2 separate regions of the Homo sapiens genome follow, and region 2 is linked to region 1. Evidence: read pairs that join two places in POLR2A ChIA-PET (ENCODE). Cell type or tissue: GM12878. All regions are shown on one strand. Links, peaks and the distances in the headings refer to the core of each region. The heading gives the core; the rest is flanking DNA.

Region 1 (2,922 bases), core at 285-2,784:
ATTTTCAAGAATGGAAATAATTGTTTTTCCTAGAAATACTTGACCTTTGTGGGGAAAAAGAAATTCAAACAATGAGAAAGCAGAAGTCCTCCCTAATACCATCGTCCTCTAGAGATACCCTTTGCTAACAGTTGGTATATAGCCGTCTAGGCTTTTCATTTGTGTATGGTCATATAAATGGAATCATGTAACACATAGTATACTCTAGCTGATTTTTTTTTAACTTTGAAATAAGTCACGTACATCTTCCATATATAGTTCTGCAGTATAGTCTTTTAGTTAGGGTTCTCTAAAGAAACAGAACCAATGGGAAATTATATATGAGATTTATTATAAGGAATTGGTTTACACAATTATGGAGGCAGAGAAGTCCCAAGATTTGCAGTGTAAAGGCCTGGGAACCAGGAGAATCCATGGTGTAAGTTCTAGTCTGATTCGGAAGCAGGAGAAGATGGATGTCCCAACTCAAAGGCTTTCAGGCAGACAGCAAATTCTTTCTTGCTTAGCCTTTTCTTCTGTTCAGGCCTTCAATAGGCCTGCCCATCTTGGGGAGGGCAATCTACTTTACTCAGTCTACCATTTTGTTTTAATTCATTCAAACTGCTATAACAAAATACCATAAGGGCCAGGCGCGGTGGCTCACGCCTGTAATCCCAGCACTTTGGGAGGCTGAGGTGGGCAGATCACGAGGTCAGGAGATCAAGACCATCCTGGCTAACACAGTGAAACCCCGTCTCTACTAAAAATACAAAAAATTAGCCTAGCGTGGTGGCAGGCGCCTGTGGTCCCAGCTACTCGGGAGGCTGAGGCAGGAGAATGGCGTGAACCCAGGAGGCGGAGCTTGCAGTGAGCCAAGATTGCGCCACTGCACTCCAGCCTGGGCGACAGAGTGAGACTCCATCTCAAAAAAAAAAAAAAAAAAAAAAAAACCATAAAGTGGGCAGCTTATGAACAACAAGAATTTATTCCTCACAGTTTTGGAGGTTGGGAAGTCCAAGATCAAGCCACTGGCAGATTTGATCTGATGAGAGCCCACTTTCTGGTTCATAGATGGTACTTTCTTGCCATGTCTTCATATGGTAGAAGGGGCAAATGAGCTCCCTTGGACACTAATGCCATTCATGAGGACTGTGCCTTTATTATCTAATCATCTTCTAAAGGGCTGTACCTCCTAATGCCATCACCATGGGGATTAGGAGTTCAACATATAAACTGGGGACTATGTGTGTTGGGGGACACAAGTATTCAGACTGTAGCAAATGTTAATCTCAACCTCAAAGATGCACCCATAATAATATTTAACCAAATATCTGGGTACTGTGCAGCCCAGTCAAGTTGACATGTAACATTAACTATCACACTAAAATCATGGGCTCCAAACTCAGGCTGCCTAAGTTCAAAAGTCAGGCTGCCTAAGTTCAAATGTGGGCTCTGCCACCTACTAGCTCAGAGACTTGAGGGAAGTTACTTAGCTGGTCTGTGTCTTAGTTTCCTCATCTGTAAAGGAGGCATTTGTAATGAGCTGTGGTTTTTATCTGCCTACTTCTCCCTGCTCTTCAGGGGTGCACACACTCACTGGTTTCGTCAGGGAGCCCTATCCTTCTGGACACAGGAATTGGGATTGGCTCAGGGAAAGGCAGGGCCCTCCCTAGGGTGACTTGTGAGCTTTGTCTTCTGAGATCAAGTGTCCCAAAGACCATGTAAGCCTGGAGCTGCTGAAGGACCTACCATCTGTAGTGAGGCTGCCTGGGGAATCGAGCCCACAGAAGGGAAAGAAGAGAGTTGGAGAGAGAGAGACTAAATCATCACAACGTTGTCTAAGTCCTTCAATCCAACTAAGTCTGACGCCAGAGCTACCCTCTGGACTTTTCAGTTACATGGGCCAATAAATTCCTTCTTTTACCTGCACAATTTAAATTGAGTTTCATTATGTTCCATGAGAAAATCCTGACCATCCCTAGTAGTATCTACCTATTTCATAGGTTTATTGTGATGATTAAAGTATATAATCTGTGAGGAAATCTTAGCGTAGTATGTAGTGTGTAGTACAAGCTCAGGCCGGGCATGGTGGCTCACACCTGTAATCCCAGCACTTTGGGAGGCCTAGGCAGGCAGATCACTTGAGGTCAGGATTTCTAGACCAGCCTGGCCAACGTGGTGAAACCCTGTCTCTACTAAAAATACAAAAATTAGCCAGGCATGGTGGCGCACACCTGTAATCCCAGCTACTTGGGAGGCTGAAGCAGGAGAATCGCCTGAACCTGGGAGGCAGAGGTTGCAGTGAGCTGAGATTGCACCACTGCACTCCAGCCTGGGCCACAGAGGGAGACTCTGTCTCAAAAAAAAAAAAAAAAAAAAAAAAAAGCTCCATAAACACGTGCTATTGTTATTATTATTTGTTTCTTTTTAATGGCTACTGACTATTGTATGGGTGAATTATTTAAAGAATCTCCTCTTGATTCATTTCTCTCATTGATTCATTTGCTTTCATTTATTCATTCAAAAGACACTTACTGAGCACTGTATTAGGCCGTTGTTGCATTGCTATAAAGAAATGCCCGAGACCAGGTAATTCATAAAAGAAAAGATATTTAATTGGCTCATGGTTCTGCAGCCTGCATAGGAAGCATAGCATCAGCATCTGCTCAGCTTCTGGGGAGACCTCAAGGGGCTTTTACTTATGGCAGAAAGTGAAGCAAGATCAGGTACTTTACATGGTGAAAGCAAGAACAAGAGAGAATTGGGGGACAGGGGAATGCCACACACTGTTTTTTTTTTTTTTTTTTTTTGAGACAAGTCTTGCTCTGTCGCCCAAGCTGAAGTGCAGTGGCACGATCTTGGCTCACAGCAAGCTCTGCCTCACGGGTTCACACCATTCTCCTGCCTCAGCCTCCCGAGTAGCTGGGACTACAGGTGCCCGCC
Region 2 (2,922 bases), core at 143-2,642, 590 kb before region 1:
CATGTCTCTGCTGACGTCATAGCTCATTAACATCCTGTCCACTGTTGTTGATTTCTGAAGCACCCACATTTCACTGCCCCTCCCCCAGCATCTTCACAAAGCTTTTATTCCCCCAAAGACATTTTCAAAATTTCATTTGTAACTGTTGTGCACAGCTGACATGGAGAATTATTCTAGGTGCTGAATTGTTTATCACTAGAATATTTAGACCAACACTAGAAGATCTGCGATCAGTATGGAAACTCAAATAGGCTTTATGGCTGCTTTCCTGAGTCCATTGACTTCTATTTATTTGGGAATATTTAGTATTAAAAAGTTATAGAACAAATATGGATAAAATAATTTGAAGGTTTTGCCATCACAAAACCTTATATCATTTGCACTGAGAATGTAACACTAGCTGGGTGTTATTGTTTGTTTTTTTTTTTAACAACAGAACCAATAAAATGATTAATATGTGTTTTTGCAGGAGCTTATTTCTCATTATAGCTTCAGTATTGGAGGAGAGATTAAATTTCTGAATATGAATCTGATTTTTCAGACTTCCAACTTCCTATAAGTTTTTATGTGCTGATGCAGAGTTGCTGCTTTCAGGTCATAGCAATTTAGCTTTTCTAGAAGCTATTCTTTTTCTAAGTGACTGGCAGGAATCATTACTCTCTATGGCAAGAAACCAGAAGTTGGCAGGAGCCCTACAATGACTGTCCAATTTTTTTTTTAACTGTTTTGCCAGTTTCCAGATTTTCTTCCCTTGTCTTATAGGGTATCAGGTTCAAAGCGAGTGATACACATGTAGTCACAGACCTGCCCAGGCCAGGTATGAGGGATCAGGCCCTTCCTCAGATAGATTGTCTATTTAGCATTCTGGATAGAAGCCAGAGATCATGGTACATTCCTAGAATTGCACAACTCAAAGCTACAACCATCAGGCAAGTTTTGTATTTGTTCCTGAAACTCTTACATTGTTACTTTGATTTCTTCTGATTGTTTAGAGGTATGAATCAGACAAGATCGTTTCATAACGATTGACAATAAGCACTGAAAGCCTCAGTGATGACAGTAATATTTCCTACCTCAGCCTCTTCCCAGTATGAATTTTACAACACTGAAAAGGGCTAGGGCTCTAACCTGAAGAGATTTCTGAATTTGTCTCTTTTCTGACAGAATTAATTGAAGTAGAAAGTATTTCAAGTGCGGGCCACTCTGGAACTGAGCTCTACCTTTTTACCTGGAGTGAAACCATCCTAATTTTATCCTCTGCTGGCCAGGGTCAATTTGATAATAACAAGCCCAGAATGAAACACATCAGTTTATCCCTTATCTGCAGTAACAACTAGAAATGCTTTTGCTTGTTTGAACTTTGCCCTCCCTAGAATCTTGATATTTGTTTTGAATTTGGTTTTTGGCAGAATGAGATCCCATGCATGCCAGGCAGGCTCAGGGATGAAGAGTTAGTAGTTTGGGGTTTTGTTTTTTTTTATTGACTTGCTCTGGGCGGAAGCTTTCACTTTTCAAATGTGTGATTCTTCTATTGTCCTAGCTGTGCTGTCGGTAATGAATGCATCCTCTGTTTTGGAACTGTGCCAGATAAGATGCAAATTTGTCTATTCTACTTCTGTATCAAGTAAGGTTACCTAACTGGGTCTACTACTGTTTGAAGATATTAAAGACTCACAAAATCATGCTATGGTAAATGAAGAGTACTTGTTCTCTAAGTCTGCTGAGGAAAGAAAATGGGCTAGTGTGCTAAAGGAATGGATTTATATTAGCGGCTTATTTTGGAATTTTAAAAATTGAGATATAGTTAATATGCCATAAATTCACCATTTTAAGGTGTACAATTAAGTGGTCTTTAGTGTATTCAGAAGGTTGTGCATCCATCACCACTAACATTTTTTATCACCCTAAAAAGAAACTCAGTATCCATAAGCAGTCACTTCCCAATCCCTTCTCTCCCCATCCCCTGGCCACCACTAATCTGCTTTATGTCTTTATGGATTTGTGTATTCTGGACATTTCATGTAAATGGAATCATACAATATGTGGCCTTTTGTGTCTGGCTTCTTTTACTTCATATAATTCTCTCAAGGTTCATCTGTGTTATAGCATATATCAGTACTTCATTTCTATTTATGGCTGAATAATGTTCCATTGTATGAATATACAGTATTTTACTTATCCATTCATCAGTTGATGGATATTTGGGCCATTTTAGTCTTTTGGCTGCTGTGAATAATGCTGCTATACACATTTATGTACATGTTCTTGTATGGACATATGTTTTCAGATCCCTTGAGTATATAACTAGGAGTAGAATTGCTGGGTCATATGGAAATTCTGTCTTTAACTTTTTGACGATCTGCCAGACTGTTTTCCATAGAAACTGTACCATTTTACATTCCGGCTAGTAGTATGAAATGGTTCTAATTTCTCAACATTCTCATCAACACTCATTGTCATTATCAGACATTTTTGATTATAGCCATCCTTGTGGGTATATCAGTTGTGGTTTTCATTTGCATTTACCTGATGGCTAATAACATTGAGTGTCTTTTCATATGCTTATTGGGGATTTACAGGGTTTTATTTGGAAAACGTCTTATCCAGATTCTTTATGCCTTTTTAAATTGAGTTGGTTTTTGTTTATATGCCCATTGTTTAATTGGATTTTTTAAAATTGTTGAGTTTTAAGATATACATATGTATATAATTACCAGAACCCTATCAGATATATGATTTAATTTTGTGGGGAAATATTGTCTCTCCTTTTGTGGGTTGTCTTTTTGCTTTCTTGATAATGTCCTTTGAAGCACAAAAGTTTTAAATTTTGATGAAGTCCAATTTATTTTTTCTTTGGTTGCTTGTGATTTAGGTTTTCCTTTCCTTTTCTTCTCTTCTCTTCTTTTCTTTTTTCTTTCCTTC

Evidence for each region. ChIA-PET counts read pairs that join two places held together with the same protein. Peaks named below come from ENCODE experiments on the same cell type or tissue, not always from the same donor. Only the 100,000 strongest peaks of a DNase experiment are listed, where the experiment ranks them.
Region 2: POLR2A ChIA-PET joins it to region 1 with 9 read pairs; 2 of 35 experiments call an interaction of 5 or more read pairs at or near these places.

Annotation. Positions count from the first base shown.
Region 1 is chr6:37,811,638-37,814,559 of GRCh38, reverse strand. No RefSeq gene overlaps it. Among named protein-coding and RNA genes, the nearest start is that of ZFAND3-DT, 6.3 kb to the left of the region's middle. In GM12878, for the core only: no CTCF peak of the experiment used is centred there; no DNase peak of the experiment used is centred there.
Region 2 is chr6:38,403,109-38,406,030 of GRCh38, reverse strand. All of the region lies in intron 6 of BTBD9 (BTB domain containing 9), which reads left to right. Among named protein-coding and RNA genes, the nearest start is that of BTBD9-AS1, 77 kb to the left of the region's middle. In GM12878, for the core only: no CTCF peak of the experiment used is centred there; a DNase peak (open chromatin) is centred at 1,520.